2 separate regions of the Homo sapiens genome follow, and region 2 is linked to region 1. Evidence: chromatin loops called from intact Hi-C (ENCODE). Cell type or tissue: tibial artery. All regions are shown on one strand. Each heading gives the region's core, and the rest is flanking DNA. Links, peaks and the distances in the headings are about the cores only. Region 1 has its middle 100 kb from the start of LINC01738. Region 2 has its middle 7.7 kb from the start of FOXD2.

The links. Peaks named below come from ENCODE experiments on the same cell type or tissue, not always from the same donor. Only the 100,000 strongest peaks of a DNase experiment are listed, where the experiment ranks them.
Region 2: a loop joins it to region 1, with 2.3 times the contacts of the local background. A loop is called at or near these places in 9 of 110 quality-filtered maps.

What each region holds. Positions count from the first base shown.
Region 1 is chr1:47,583,838-47,592,159 of GRCh38, forward strand. No RefSeq gene overlaps it. Among named protein-coding and RNA genes, the nearest start is that of LINC01738, 100 kb to the right of the region's middle. RefSeq lists an enhancer at 6,649-7,189. In tibial artery, for the core only: a CTCF peak has its summit at 4,587; DNase peaks (open chromatin) are centred at 484, 6,784 and 7,124; H3K27ac peaks cover 1,962 bases.
Region 2 is chr1:47,441,534-47,449,855 of GRCh38, forward strand. No RefSeq gene overlaps it. Among named protein-coding and RNA genes, the nearest start is that of FOXD2, 7.7 kb to the left of the region's middle. RefSeq lists an enhancer at 4,662-5,162. In tibial artery, for the core only: no CTCF peak of the experiment used is centred there; no DNase peak of the experiment used is centred there; H3K4me3 peaks cover 1,150 bases; H3K27me3 peaks cover 7,217 bases.

The DNA.
Region 1 (8,322 bases), core at 12-8,011:
ATTATGCACAGTGCTTTATAAATATTGTCTCATTTGGTTTTTTTAAAGGGATTTATTTTTGTATCCATTTTAGAGAAAAGTGAGTCTCAGAGCAGTGAAGTAGCTGACTCAAGGCCACCAAGCTTGGATTTGCACCTGTGTTTGCCTTCAAAGACCCTGATTTCGAGCTCTGTGCTATCCTGCCTCCTGATGACTGTCCTTCCTGAGGGCAGTGCTTCCCCCAGTGTTTCCAGCCTGCCTCTCTGTTTTTGCTCACAGATTTCTGACCAGTCAAGGATGAGCAGAAGCAGAGTCCTTAGTATTCCATTCTAACCCCTGCGCAGCCTAAATAATAATGCTTCAAGATTGTGCAGTGGGTTGGGAGCATCACTTACAGGCATTTGTCTTTGGACCCCTGGCACTTCCTCTGTGGACTGAAGAGGCAATCACCATAGCACCTTCCCTTTCCTGGCACTTGCTGCATCCCAGAGCAGGGTCACCAGGCATGTGGAGCCCACCAACCCTTCAAGGAGGAGTAGGCAGGGTATATTGTACAGATGGGCAAAGAGCCCAGCTGGAGCCAGACTGGACCATGTTTTGCAGCCTTGCCCTCCAAGGAGGCACTGGCTGTTCTCACACTGCCAACCTGGCACAAGCCCCTGTGGCTGTGAGCAAGTTGGGTGTGGCATGCAGAACCCTTGGAGGCTGGCACGTGTCAAGAGAAGAAAGGTCCTTGGAACCACTTTGCAAGTTTATTAGGCACATTTTCAAGGCCCAAACAGGCTCCAAGAAGTTACAGAAATAGCTGGTGATTTATTTCCAGTCAGTGTAGTTTGACCAATTCAATTCACTATAGCATACTAGAAATAATTCCTATCTTCTCATCCACTCTTTAACTTATTCATTCAGTGATTCTCTCATTCATTCATCACTATATTCAATTATTTTTGCTTGTTCGCTCATTCATTTTCTCATTCATTCATTTACTCCGATACCTACATAGGTCTACTTCCTCACCTCTTTTAAGACTTTTTCTCAAATGTCACATTCATAGTGAGGCCCTCTGTTCTATCCCCCACCACAGGAAAAGCCCTTTACCTGTTTTAATTTTCTCCATGCATTTTCCTAATATACTATCTAATTTACTTATTTGCTTTTTCATTGTCTGACTCTGCTGATTATAATAAGCAGAGATTGGGTCTATTGCTTTTATGACTAGGTCCTCAGTGCCTAGAATAGTGTCTGGCACATAAGGGGATTGATAAGTGTTTATGGAATTAATGAATCTGTTTATTTTATTCAAGAAATACAGTTCTGAGAGTCTGCTGGATAGACAGTTGTTTTTGAAGGGGGTCAGGATCCAGGACAGGTGCTTGGGATAGACGCTCGTGGGGTGAACTTTGAAGGCTGGGGATGCCTGTGTTAACAGAGATAGTGATGGGTGACTGGTGGATCATTGTAGGCTGATGGGACAGCTAGTACACAGCAAGTGGAAAAGTACAGGCTGTGTTTGCAGAGATGCTCCTGAGGCCAAATGGCTGGATTTGGTGAGTAATTGAATGTAGGGGCTGAGGGTGAGGGAAGCCTTGGGGATGACTGAGGTTGTGTGTTGGACAGTCTGGGTGGAAGTGATGTCATTAACCAAGGGAGACATCGGGGGCTTCGAAAAAAGGAAAGACAATGGCTTCAAGACCTCTCTTTCAAAAGCAACTTTCAATTACAATTTGACCCATGTTTTTTGTGTTGTGTTGATTTTATTTTTGATTCACATTGTCTGCTTCTGCCAGGCGCCTGGAGAAGAGGGTGTTTTGGGCACCTCATCCATCTCTGCTGTCTTACATCTTGGTGTCTGTGAAATGTGGCTTCTTGGTTCGAACGTGAAAGGGGTTTGCACAATGGAAGACCCGCCCATAGGCTTTCCTTTGCCGTGGCTGGCATGAGCTGTGGTGAGACTGGGATGGGAAATGAGGCATTAGAGTTTGACACTTGGACTTTATTGCCTCCAAATGATTGTCTGCCTTTTGAAAATTATAGAGAAGCCTGCTTTGGAATTTTGAGCAAACATCAGCCACAGCTCCACAGCTATGGATTTTATGTGAAATTACAGCCAGAAGAGGAGGAAGAGGGAGAGGGGCAGCTGGAAGTCTCCCTGGGAGAGGAGTCTTTGAAGGGCTGTTCCCTGGCAGAGCAAACAGATCTGTTCTGCAGGGTCCCTGAAGGAGGGGACAAGGAGGAGGCTCTAAAGCCTATAAAAAGGTCCTCTCATAATCAGATATTCCCAAAGATGAGATGGGTTGACTTTGAAAGTAGTGAGCTCCCTGATCTGTGAAGTATGCAAGCAGGGGCTGAACAGATAATTATTAGAGAGCCTGCAGAGTGGCTTCTTGTTCTAGGCGGGTAACTGGAGTGGACTTCACTTTGAGGTACTTCCAGGACTCATGTTCCAAGCTGCTAAGAGATTTCAGAGATTAAACATGTCGCAGCATTGCCATTGCCCCTCTTCCAACTCTGAGACATCCTCCTCCTCCCACGATCCAAATCCATGGCCTTGAATGATGGAAATTAAGACATCAAGAACAGGTCATAGTAAAAGTGTTCCAACTAATGAATGAAAAAAAAAAAAGACAGAATTTGGTATCACCCACTACTTTGCAATACCCACAGAATTAATGGAGCTAGACACTGAACATCAATGGCTGCCAACAATCTCAGAAAGAGACACAGCCAGACCTTGTGTGTTCCCGATGAAAGCGCACAACTCCACCGATCATCTTGCCAAAGGGGTTTGAGCCTAAGTGTGATCTACTCTCTGGATCCAGCTGCCAATTTGAAGGAAAAACAGGACAGAAGCACATGGTGAATGGCATCATGAATCGGCTAGCAGCAAAATCCAGACTATGGAAACTCTTTTTTTTTTTTTTTTTTTTTTTTTGAGACAGAGTCTCACTCTGTCACCCAGGCTGGAGTGCAGTGGCGCGATCTCGGCTCTCTGCAAGCTCCGCCTCCCGGGTTCACGCCATTCTCCTGCCTCAGCCTCCCGAGTAGCTGGGACTACAGGCGCCCACCACCACGCCCGGCTAATTTTTTGTATTTTTAGTAGAGACGGGGTTTCACCGTGTTAGCTAGGATGGTCTCGATCTCCTGACCTCGTGATCCCCCCGCCTCAGCCACCCAAAGTACTGGGATTACAGGTGTGAGCCACCGCACCCGGCCTGGAAACTCTTTAGGTCAAAGAGCCAGGGTACTTCCATGGATAAACTGTCAGGTAGAGCAAGGGATGGCAGTGGAAGGCTGGGGATTACAAGAGACCTAAAAGACATCAAATATAGGAAATGAACATGACTGAATGATAGTGTCTAGGGATGTACATTTAGGTGATCAAATTATAAGGAAAAGCAAGAAAATAGTAATTACAAAAGTTAGAATTGGCACGGTGGTTCATACCTGTAATCCCAGCACTTTGGGCGGCCGAGGCGGGTGGATCACAAGGTCAGGAGATCAAGACCAGCCTGGCTAACACGGTGAAACCCTGTCTCTACTAAAAAATTGGCCAGCCGTGGTGGTGGGCACCTGTAGTCCCAGCTGCTTGGGAGGCTGAGGCAGGAGAATGGCGTGAACTCAGGAGGCGGAGCTTGCAGTGAGCAGAGAATATGCCACTGCACTCCAGCCTGGGTGACAGAGTGAGACTCCGTTTAAAAAAAAAAAAAAAGTTAGAATTTGTGGTTACTTTTGGAGAAGAGAGAGGAGGCACCTGGAGGGGCTTCTATGGTGACGGACACAGCTTTATTTCTTACCTTGGGAATGGTTACAAAGGTATTCACCTTAGAGTGATTCATTAAATGATATGTTTGCTTTGTATGGTTTTCTGTTATTTTACAATAAAAGGTTAAAAAGACTAAGTCACAAATATGGCATTCTGGTCTTACCCCCCAAGCACCTGTATATTGGCAGCCCTTGTCTGCTCAGAGTTGGGTGACCCTGACTGGCAGTGGTCTCTTTCTTCCAGTTTCCAAGACACTCTGAAACACAGAGACAAAGAGATAAAGAAAATGGAGAAACATCCCTATGATGGAAAAAAATAAACAAACTCATTGCTTAAAAACATCAGCAACAGTAATAATAACAATAACAAAAAACCCATCTGTGAAATTTACAGGTCTCCAGTTAAGCTGGTGCGTCCCTTCCTAATTAGTCCTTCCCTGGATGAGAATGGGTCTGGGTCCATGTTGGGGAAAGGTGGTGGTGGTGATGGGGGTAGCTGGGTGCCTGTGAGAAGCCTGAGGCTGTCTCCTCTGTCTTTCCCATCCCCTGAGACCACCACTGCCCAGCAGTATTGGCCTGGGAAGCTCTGCATGGCCCCTGGGCTGCTCAGTCTCCTGGGAGAGGTGCTACTCTGTTTCCTGTGAGATAAGGCGCAGGGATATATTTAGATAAAAGCAAAGTGAAATTGAAATCCCTTGGGAAATCCCTTGGGAGGGGTGGTGTGGAAAGATTCCGGAGCCTGCTCAGCGGCTCCAAGTTTTACAGTCTGGTGAACATAGAGCCTGGCCCTTGTCCGCGCTGAAGGCAGCCACCAGGGCACCAGAATTGCGGGTGTGTGTGTGTGTGTGTGTGTGTGTGTGTGTGTTGGGAGTCCTGAAAGGGACAGGCTTGCTTGACTCCTGCTCTCAGGGGCTCACATGAGGACTTCCTGGGATGGGCCTGGCAGAGGCAGCAGCGGAGAGAGAGCCCTGCCACTGTCCTGAACACTGCAGTGTGATTCAGGGAAGCCATGTGACTTCTCTGGTCCTCTGCTGTCTCATCTAAAAGAGAGGGGATGAAATAAGATGGCCCGGAGTTCCCTCTCAGTTTTCACAGTGAGGGACTCTAAACTGCAATATTTCTCTGGCTCATATTTCTTTGACCCTCATGCTGGGTATCAAAGAGCTTTCTTTCTACAAAAAGCCTGTAGCTTATGCTCACACCTCCCTCTTGGAGGAGGTGCTGAGATGCCTTGATATCTAACCTTCTCATTTCTTAGAACTGTTGAAAAGAAAGTGCATCTCTAGCTTTCCTGACTCACTCAGAACCTGTGGTGCCTGCACATGTTGTGAGAATTAGGAAAAGATGCCCCTGTGCAGGCATTGCCCAGCATGCTCATAGTGAGGCTGCTGCAGAGGGGATGGTATCTTTGGAAAAATTGAAAAGAGGAGCCCTTTTCGCCCCCCACCACCCCCCGGCAAAGGACACAGCCCTGTGGCAATGCACATAGCTTGGAGAGCAAAACAAGAAATGAATTTTTCAGCCACCATTTCCCTCTTGGCAGGGTGTCTTGAACAATGAACAACCTGTACAACTGCACATAATGGACTGTTTAACTGCTTTGGGCTTCTGAAGGGGCCAGGCATCCATTCTTGCTCCAATAAATGAAAATAAGCAAATAGAGAGGAGTCTTCAGAGAATTCCTTTCCACATGAGCTCCAGTGCTCAGCATGGGGTCTGGGAGAGAGTAGGATCATGGATTACTCTACATCATGGTTACCAACTTCAGCTAGGACCCAATCACAGTCTGCAGCCTTTCTGTTGAAGTACACAAATTCTCTTCTCTCTTCTCAGATCTTCACCCACCCTTTCCATCCTATCCTCTTACCCAGAAGACACCTTGTTCCCTACTCACAGAGACGCAGAAGGTGCCACATGAGACTTTCCTCAGCTTCCCACAACCAAAGCTATGTCTAGTTCCACCCTCACCATCATCCCTCCTTCCTCACCGTCTCCAGCCACTCAGCCCTTCTCTGCATTCTCTGGATTTCTTCCCGACTTCTTCTGCTGCCTGACTCCTCTCTTACACCATTCAGGTCTCCCTTAAGCATAATTTCTTCCAGGGTGAAAAGGAGGTGGTAGGGAGCTTCCCTGATGCCCTGTCTGCCCCTGTTAGAGGAGAGTTCTGTCTATTACAAACTTCAGTGGCTTTCCTTCCTTTTGCATAATACTCTGTGCATTTGCAATTTACTTCTTCAGTTTCTCTTCTTCCGTGGTAGACTGTGGGTGCCCACGGCAGGGATGGTAAATGCCTCCTTCACTTGCGACAGCTTCAGTGCCTAGTCCCTAGCCTGGTATGTGAAATGGGGGGCAGGGCTGGCATTTACTGTCTGTGGCTGAACAAATGTGTGACTGTGTGTGAAGTGAGGTATAAATGAATTTGGGAATGAATGCTATGAGTTCCTGTGGCTCGCTCCCCTTGACCTCATTTGCAACAGGGACCCATGGATCCCACAAAGATAAAAAATGGAAGGAACAGTACTGATTGTCCAAGTCTGTCCTGCTATTCTACCGCATAGGAAACTGAGACCCAGAGAGAGTAAAGAGGAATGGGCCTGCCTAATGTCACGTGGCCAGGAAACAGCAGAGACTGAGGTCCAAGTCGGGCTCCTTGCCCTGGTCTAGGGCCCAGAGGAGAGAGGTCGTTCAAGAGAAAATTTATTGGGAGTAGCTCCTGTAATACGAAGTGGTACCTCCATGTATACAGCCATTTAAGCTTCTGAAAGACTGCCACTGCACCCTCTCACTAGCTCTGCAAGATAGGCCATGCATGGCTGGCCAGCCCCTCTGTTTAAATGGAGAAACTGAGCCCTGTGCTCCTGGAGTGGGGCTGGGGCTGCTGCCTCCCTCCCATATTCCTGGAGAAGATCACCTCAAAGGAAGTGAAGATATTTTTGAAAGTGTGTGTGCGTGTGTGTGTGTGTGTGTATGAAATGGGGGAGTTTTCAGCATCAGCTGAGGATAGAGAGGGAGGCTGGGGTCAGGGGGGCCTAGAATGACAGGTTAAGGAGTCTGGGTTTTGCCCAGTAGTGGAATGGGAGCTACCAATGGTGTTTGGTCTGAGGGTGCCATGCTGGGAGTGGGTTTTCAGGAAGGCACCTCTGGTACATGGGAAGGTGGGAGGGTGGGTGTGAATCTGAGACTCAGGTCGGGGGTGCAAGCTTGATTTCTCTCCTCCTTTGGGTGGGCAGCTGGCAGCCTGCTGGGCAGGGCAGGGTGGGTGGGAGGCAGATAGTGGGGGTGAGCTCCTTAAGAACAGCATCAGCCTTCAGCCTGTGGAAGGATAAAGAGCTCACGTTTGGGAGCAGCCAGCCAGCATGTGTCCTGGGACTGGGCTTCCTAGCCACACACTTTCCTGTAAGGAATCCCACCCAGAGCTGTTCCTCCCAGGCCCAGCCCTCTGGGGAGCGGGGAAGGCGGGGCCTGGCTGTTTGCACTGCAGGGAACCAGGTGGGATGTCCGGGTCCCTTTTATTGTACTGCCAGGGGCACTGAGGGAACTTGGTGTGTAGGGTGTGTGCCCGTGAGAGTAAGACGGACTGGGGGCACCTGAGAGAGGTGTGTACAAGTGTGAGGCTGTGTGTGCATGTGAACAAGAGGACATCTCTTGCAATGTGTGTGAAGCTGAGTGTGGGTGAGTGTGAGATTGTGTGAGGCCTCTGTGCATGAGCATGAAACGGCACAGCAATGACAGGGGGTGTGTGTGTGTGTGTGTGTGAGTGAGTCTGTGAGGTGAAGGTGAGTGTGCTTGTGTAACTTTAGTGTGTGTGTGCCTGTGGGGTGAAGGGGTGTGTGTGTGTGTGCCTGTGGGGTGAAGGGGTGTGTGTGTGTGTGTGTAACTGTAGTAGGTGGGTGTGTGTGAGCCTGTGAGATGAAGGTGAGTGTGCATGTGTAACTGTGTTGTGTGTGTAGTGTGTGAGTCTGTGAGGTGAAGGTGAGTGTGCGTGTGTAACTGTTGTGTGTGTGTAGTGTGTGTGTGAATCTGAGGTGAAGGTGAGTGTGCATGTGTAACTGTTGTGTGTGTGTAGTGTGTGTCTATGAGATGGTGAGTGTGCGTGTGTAACTGTGTTGTGTGTGTCTATGAGGTGAAGGTGAGTGTGCGTGTGTAACTGTGTGTTGTGTATGAGTCTATGAGATGAAGGTGAGTGTGCGTGTGTAACTGTGTTGTGCGTGTTGTGTGTGTCTGTGAGGTGAAGGTGAGTGCGCATGTGCGTGTGTAACTGTGTTGTGTGTGTGAGTCTATGAGAAGGTGAGGTGCATGTGTCACTCTGTGTAGTGTGTGAGTCTATGAGATGAAGGTGAGTGTGCACAACTGTGTGTTGTGTGTGTGTAGTGTGTGTGTCTATGAGATGAAGGTGAGTGTGCGTGTGTAACTGTGTGTTGTGTGTGTAGTGTGTGAGAGAGTCTGAGATGAAGGTGAGTGTGCATAACTGTGTTGTGTGTGTAGTGTGTGTGAGTCTGAGGTGAAGGTGAGTGTGCGTGTGTAACTGTGTTGTGTGTGTAATGTGCGTGTGGGTCTGTGAGGTGAAAGTGTGTTTGCGTG
Region 2 (8,322 bases), core at 153-8,152, 140 kb before region 1:
AGCAAGACTCATAGCTGGAAGCTACTGCCTGAGTACAAATCCATTGGTCTGGTTGGAGTCTTCCATAAACCCATTGAGTCTCCCAGCTCTCTGCCTATGCCTGGGACTCCCAGTGGCCAGACTTGCCAGTGTGTTGAGTGAGAGGTGATCTTTGGGTGAAGCAGAGATGATTGCTTAGCTCTTTTCTCTATATATTCCAGTGAGATTATAGGAGAGGAGAAACAGAGGTGCAAGAAGAGGCAGTGTAGACTTCACAGAAAACAGACACATGTTGAGGGCAAGGGTTGGGAGATGAAGTGACAGACAGAGAAGGAAGAAGACACGGTCAGAGACCCAGATGCAGGGAACTTGAGAGAGGTGAGCCACACAGGCCTCTTCAGCTAGGATCCCTGCAGCTGGCAATAGTAGAAAAGAAGGAAGAGGTGGAGGACTGAGACCACTGTAGAAAGGGTGTCAAAATCAGGATTAGGGTGGGAAGAACACACCAGAGCTGGGGAAGGGTTGTTTGGGGTTCCCAAGTCTCTCATCGCCTTCACCAGTGGAGAAGAGATGAGGCTCAAGGTGCAAAGAGTACACGCAGTCCCTCTGCCAGAGGCAAGGCAACCCTCTCCTTGTTGAGAGACTGTGGAAGTGGAGGGAGGTCAAACGGAGTGGGCCACCTTCCCACCATTTTATCAAATGGTCCAGGCAAAGTAAGGTTAGGTTGGATGGTATAAAGGGAGAAACCTCTGCTGATACTGGGATGAAGGTCTCTGGCTGGTTGCTTCGTCTACTTAAATGTCTCTGAGTTTAATTTTGTTTATTTTCACTTGAGGAAGGGTGACTGTGACTGAAGGAACATGCACCCACACAAGTGAGCATGTGTGTGTGTGTGTGTGTGTGTGTGTGTGTGCGCTGTCAGTAAAGCACTTTGTAGCTATGTGATCTCATTTACAATGAATATGTCACTCCCAGATATTAGATCGGAGGTTTACGTAAAAGATTTATTAATTGGTTTTTCCTCTTTAGAGGAGAAAATTAAGTCAGCAAGAATTATGTCTGATGGTGGATAGTTGGATGAGATACTTCCACAACTGCTATTTATAGGAGAAGCAGCAGACCCTTGTGTGTGTGTGTGTGTGTGTGTGTGTGTGTGTGTGTGTGTGTGTGTGAATTTATCTGAGCATATTGCTTGGTGTCTGTGTGTTGGAGGATCCATATCAGGAAAAGGTAGAAAAAAGAGGGCTGGGGAACAAGAGCGAGATGTACCCTTATAGGGGCTTCTAGGGATCTTGGAGCTCCAGACCCATGACTCAGACCCCAGTTTCTCAGTGGGCCAAGAAGGGTAGACCTGAGCCAGAGAAGATTGCGGTCTGAGGACCGGGAGTCAGAGAGAAGCCACTGATGCCCAGCTGGCCTTGAAAAATACCCAGAAAGGGAATTGCTGCGGGAGCTCCCAAGGCTCCAGATGCTGAAGGCAGAGAAGAAGGGAGGGTATTTAGAGTTTGGGGCTCCTTTAGGTTGTCTTTGTGGGGAACCTGTTAGGAGCTGGGAAGGGCCCATTTGGGATCTGGACTTCAAGGCAAAGGATGAGGGAGTTTCAGGATTTGTATGGTAGAATCCTCCTGGATGTTTTTTAATTCCTCCTGACTGGAAGGGCCTAATGGGTGACTCCTCCCAAACTATGGGTGCATAGGGTGGGTGTTCAGTTTAAGGAGGCTCACTAGGCATCCTGGGAGGAGAAACAGGCTATCCCATCTGGAGGGGCTCCTGTAGGTTCCGTCTGTGCTTGGGTGGAGGGAACTGAGGTTCTGCTGCCCTGCAGGCCCCAACAATCAGTGACAATAATAAGAAAATATTCAGGGCATACCTTCATCTCTCTAAGGTGAGAAAAAAAAGAAGGTAGGAAATCGGCCTGGGGTTCAGAGAGTGCTGCTGAGAGCGGGCAGTTTAAAGGGAAAGAAAATTGGCGAATTTCACTGGTCAATTTCACTTCATTTCGTTCAATTTCGTTCAATTTCATTCCTTTTCATCCAGCGCCGGGAGGCCCGAGGCCACAAGGAAGGGGAGGGGGTCTTTCCGGGCGAATTTCCCTCATCTTGTAGATTTACTCTCTAGGGCTGTGAAGAACAGCCTTGATTCTGAAACTTTGACGTACGTTTTTCAGCCGCCGCTAAGAGCAGACATTTTATTTTATTGAAGGGTATTTGGTTTGGGTGATCGAAGCACATCGGTGAGACTCTCCGCACTTCTCTCTTGCAGCCCAATTAAAGCGGTTAATTCTTTTCACCGCTTATTCCTCCCCATCTTTCTTTCTTTCTCCTGGGGCTCCTCGGACCACCCAGGAGCCGGAGTTGAGGTGGGGGCGGACACTTCCCCTCCATATCCAATTTGCTCTTGCCACAGCGGGCGCGTCTTCGTGGTTACAAAGCGCTTTTTCCCTGATGACTTTTTTCCCCTTTTCAAAAACACTTCTTTCTCCCCCCTTCAACTAGCAACCCTCCCCAGGCCCACCCCTCCTCCCTCTCCGCTCCGGTTTATTTAAACTTCGCCTCCTCCAGCGCCGCCGCAGCGCGCACTTAATGAAGTTGAAGGCTCGGTGAGCCCGGGTGAAGAGGGTTTGGAATCTGTTGAAAGGGGCGTTTTGTGACACTGATTGGGGCGGGGGCGGGGGCAGTCGCGGACCAGACAATGACCGACCAGGCGGGTTTTCCTGCGCACAGGGTCAGGCGAATAAAGGCGCCGACGCTGTTTAAACGAAGGACCTTGTAAGAGAAAGGGAGAAAAGATTTTGTGTGTGGAGCGTGCCTCGTAAGGTTTCGTGCTTAGGAGAAGTTGGGAGGAGGCAGCTCGCCTAGAGTCTTTACGGACCGAATTCGGAGTTTATTTCGAACACTATGCATCAAGCCAAAGAAAAGCGGGGCCAGTTTGGGTTTGCGCCTAACTTAATTCCGATACGCGCGTCAAAATGTTGTGTAGGCTGGGGCCTGGGGAGGCGTTCAGGAGGGCCAACCAGGAAGATGACATCCAGCCCACATTTGTCTCTGTGGCTGACGCTCTGAGGTTTGGCGCTCTGGAGAAACGTTGAAAGAAAACTAAAGATGGGCAGTGGTCGGGCAGGATAACTCATCCTCCTAAAGCGTTTGTGAGCAAAACAAATGTTGATTGGGTTTTTTGGAGCGGAATTACTCTGTTCTTTAAGGTCGGCGCAGACACGTACCAGCAGAGAACCTGTAGACAGGACAGAGGTTTCCAGCTCTAGTTTCGGGAACGGATTTTTCCGCGGGCTAGTGGGCGCGGCGCGGCGCAGGGCGGAGCGGGCACCGCCTCCTTCCGTAGCGGAGCGAGAGCTGCCGCTCGAGGCTGAGGCCGCTCCGGAGGCCTGGAGGCTTCGGACTGCTGGACTAGTGGGGAAGGAAGGCGGTTTCCTCCGCAGCGCCCCGGTGCTGCACTCCGCACCGTCACCTTCTGGGTTGTTTCTGGCGCTCCCTCTGCTCTCAGCCTCGAGTCCTGGGTCCCTGCGGAGCGCTGTCTTTTCGCTCCACGCGGACTCTGAGCGGAAGTCGCTCGCTGTCCGCGACTTTGCATTTCTCCTGCAGCAGGGGTCTCTACCCGGTGCCTTCCTCCCGGCACGCTAGCCTCCTCGCCGAAATTTCGTCGTCCCGGAGTCGGTAACCGAGTCCCAGGCTTTACTGCCACTCCACTCCCTGCTGGGTTATTTAAGAGATACGCGGCTTCCGAGGGGTTTTCATCAGACCCCGCAAGTGCGCTCGGCTGGGAAGGATGCGCTCCGATGCCGCTACAGGGGTTCCGCGCGTTTCACCGCGGGAAGCCCGGGCATTGGAGATCTGTGCTCAGTTCTCTAGGTGTTGGAAAGTTGCCTCAGGCTGCTTTCATCTCTGGGGCATTTCTGTCTACGCAGGCAGAAGGATCTTTGGAATTGCAGTTGCATGGATCTTAGTTCTGGAAAGGGCGAATCATTGGGGGAACAAAAAATTCAAATCCGTCCTTTTGATTCCTAAAAATCACTGCAGACCTGAAAAGTGCATTTCGAGTTATCTGTGTAGACACTGCCGGTGTGTGTGTGGTGGCGGAGGGTGGGGTAAGGGCCGAGGGTACAGGAGTGGACTTTATTGTTCACATTAACTCACCGGTGCTTACAGAGGACCCTCGATTCGCGACCCCCTCCCCCAGCAGGTGTCTGTGCAGTTCGGACTCCTGGGCTTAGATGCCCCATCCCGTTCAGATGCAAATGTGCTGGGTTCGGGTTGAGTGTGAGGAATCCACCTCCCCACCCCCACCCCGGCCCACGCCTTCCTTCCCCGACGCCCCTTCTGGGCCTTTTGGGTTCCTGTCTCAACTTTGAGTTGCCTATACATCTTTTTGAGATAGGTCTCGCCTCCTCAACAGTCATCATAGTCAAAGAGGGCAACTAGTGAGGCTATTGCGTGAATTAGCCTTCGACCCAGACTGCAGGAGCTTGGGGGTTCTGAGGACAGCACGGCTCTACTTTCCACTTTGGAGTGGAACCTACCTGGCGGGGGTCACACAGCAGATAGTTTGTGCAGCTGGGAAGATGAGCCCTGGACCCGAACGGTATGAGGATATGTATCCTAAGGCCAGCTTTGGTCCCAGTTCACTGGGTGCCGGCTGCCCCAGCCAGCTATGGTCTGCAGAGCCCGAAGGCAGGCAGGAGGATCGCAGATCGAAGATCTGCAAGGACTGAGGATCGTTCCTAGTGTCTGTTTGGAAGCCCGTGGGTCTTGCAATGCGAGGGCAGACAAACTACGAAGCGGGTTCCGGATTCCGATGAGCCACACGACCTCTCCGGCCCCTGATCTGAGCACCCCTCACCTTGGTCCATCTGCTGACCATCTAAAATGTGTAAGCCCAGCGTCAGGGCTCAGTGTGTGACCAAGAACAGTTTTCCTGTTTGAGGAGTTACCTGATAATGCTCAAACACAGGCGAGTTAATTTGTCCCCAACTCTGGAGATCTTTTTCCTGTCTGGCTCCTTCTTTCCTTCCTTAAATATTTAGTGAGCACCTACTGTGTGCTGGGCATTGTCCTGGAGGTACAAGCAGTGAACTTCTGCCTGGCATCATTACAAGCAATCTAACTTGGTAGTTGAGAAAACAAAGAAAGATATAACGATCGACTATCACCATATTTGAAGTAAAAAAAAAAAAAAAGAACTTTGGTGTTTTAAGGGTTAAGTTTGTAGCTTTTCACTTTATCATGATGGCTGCAGGTATCACAGCCCATAGATGTGTGCCTTCTGGGTGTTTGGGGACTGTGACTGTGTTTATGCTTGTGTGTGAGAGGGTATGGATATGCATCAGTGTGTGCAGGAGAATGTGCTTAGGGGTGAAGATTGATGAATGACTATGTGTGTGCTAAGGTATACTTGTGATGTATCAGTGTGAGTCTGTGAGTACAGTAAGTCTCCCTGGCTGTCTTGGGCAGAGGCTGGAGAAATGTGAGTGAAGAGGATTGGAGTGGAAGGGTTAGGAATGAGTCCCTGCCTGAGTTCCCAGCCTATTCCTCTGTTCCTTAACAAAAATTAGGACGTATCCTTCTTCCAATTTCCTTCCCTACTGCAGACAAGGATGGGAACATGGAGCACAAAGTGAAGGTGCTAATGGAGTGCAGTGAGGGCAGCAGTGGAGCAGTCAGCCCTCCTCCCAAGATTCTTACCTCTTACCTTTCCCGCTATGTCCAGCCCCTGCAGCCTGCCTGGGGGTCAGGATCCAGGTTATTGCAGAGCAGCTGAGAGGCTCCATTGTGTGGCCTTGGACCTGTTCTCTGGCCTGGTGCTGCTAGCCCCCTCCCCTCTAGACCACACAGAGGGTCTTGGCTACTGGTCCTAGGTGACTGTGGAGTCTTCTCTTCCATTGCCAGAAAACTGGCTTACATCAAGGAGGCAGGTGCAGGCTGTAGAGCCTGAAATGCCAGAGCTTGCAGGGTCTCCAAGGCTAACATTGTATGGGAAACTGGTCTAGAGGGGGTGAGCGGTGGCATTTGCCCAGAGTTGCTCAGCAGGATCCTAGATATAAAGTTGGACCCTGCAGCATCTATGCACTAACATAGACAATTAACATAGATAATTAACATAGACAAATAACATAGACTATAGACACTGGTCCAGATCTTTTCCTTTTATTTTTAGTTGATGCATAATAATTGTAGTAAATAATTTACTACAATTATTACAACCCCACAAATATGGGATTTAATTGTATGTAAATCCCATATTTGTGGGATGCAGAATGATATTTGATACATGCATACAATATGTAACAATCAAATAAGGGTAATTAGCATAACTCTCACCTCAAACACTTATCATTTCTTTTTGTTGTGAACGTTAGAAATCCTCTTCTAGGTTTTTGAAGATATATAATAAATTATTGTTAACTATATCTACCCTACAGTGCTATGGAACACTAGAACTTGTTTCTCCTACCTTGCTGCAATTTTGTTTTCATTAAGGTATAGCTATTTTGAGGAAACTAAAAACTTAGCATCTCCTCTTGTCTCTAGGGAAATCTCAAATGTCACCTGGGCTGTCAATGCTTCTGAATGCCCCTTCCTTCCTAAAGGCAGGATAGGAGTAAGGTCAAGATCAAGGTGAAGGATAGCAGACAATTATCCAGATAAATCAGGCATGGAATAGATCACCTTTAGGTGAGAGAGGTGCTCGTGGCTTTAGGGAGAAGTGTAGGTTAGCAAGAGCGTCTGGCACTCCACTTTCCCCAGGGTTCCTGGGCTGGGAGAGGTGGCCGAATTCTCCTCCTAGCCCTAGGCAGAGCAGAAGGTCCAGCGCCAGTGACCCCCTTGGAGGAGAGGAAGGGGTAGGGGAATGGTCAGAGTTTGCCAGTGAATGTCTCTAGTTTTCGGATCTTCCAGTGTGGTGGCTTCCCTGCCTCTTTTGCTTTCGTGAGTCTGTTGGAGAATCTATCTGTCAGTTGGCCCACTGGAGTGCTCCAAGCCTTGCTTCCCTCACCCCACCTGACTCTAGGCCTTTTATAAAGTGAAGAATAAACAAAGAAAATCTGGGCCACTCAGGTCCCAGGCAGCTTTGGTTGGAGCCGTTCCTTCCTTGGTCAGATATGCTGACCAAGCTTCAGGGCTTTGGGGTGTGTGTGTGTGTGTGTGTGTGTGTGTGTGTATGTGTGTGCGTGTGTAGGCTCAAGTGTAGCATTAGGAATTCTGAATTACACTTACCTCTGGAAGCTACCAGGGCTTTTTGGTGCCTCTTTCCACTCCTCCTGGATCTTTACCTTAGCACCTACCCTGAAGATACTTATCTAATATTGGGAGTAGAGAAGGGGAGGAGGTGAGAAGATTCCTGATTCTTGCTGGGGTGCTGACTCTCTGTGTCCTTTGGCAAGTACTCCCCCTATCCCCACTGGGCCTCCATTTCTCTGTCTCAGAAATGGAGCTGGGGAAAGTTAGCCTGGACTCACCTCCTGGGTCTGTGGTCAGTGGCTGCTTCCCAGCTCCTCCCTCTAGTCTACTGAACAGCTCATGCCCCTCCCTCAGCTGTCGCTCTGCAGCAAGGGTGCTGGATGGGACAGTGCTGGACTTTGGAGACATCTCAGGAGCAGCCTCAGGACTTCTACCATAGCTGCCTACTTACTGGGAGCTTGGCTCACTTCCTTTCTGGATCTAAGAGGCTTCCACGTGGGACCCAGGGCTTTTTCCTTCCCTGGCAGGGCCATGGAGGGGTGGCCAAATCTCTGTGTATGTTTTGGTTGCCGGTTTGCATAAATGTACCTCCTTTGGGGAGAAGGGGGAATGTGGATGAGGTTGAAGGTGAGTCGCTGCCTGAAGCTGGCAGAGCTCAGCCCATCCCATTGTGTCTCCCGGGGCACTGAGATAGGGTGGCACAAAATGGAAAAGGGAGCCTCTAACCCAGCTCCTTTTTACTCCTCTCTGTTCACCCTGAGCCACCCAGCCTTCTTTCCGGGAAGCCTTGCCCGGATGAGGGCTGGGTAGTGGGGAGAGGCAGGGCACCCCACAGGAGCTGGAGGGCTGTAACCTATCAATGTGGGGGAGTGGGTCAGAACGTTCCCAAAGCCTGAGTGGGGAGGGGGCTGTGGCTTGGCTCCCTCCCTAAAAGTCCCCGCCCAGGCCAAACTAAAGAACTTGCTTTTGTGGGGTTGTAGCTGGAAGTACTCGAAGACTGGGGGCCGGGACCAGAGCTCTCAGAGACAAGTCCGCCGAGTGAGTGTCTGAGGATGGAGACGCGAAGGGAATGGGGAGGGGCGGGCTCTGTTGCCGCTTACCCTGGAGCTGGGGCTCCAGTTTTCCAGTCGAAGTTCTCCTCTCTGCCTACATC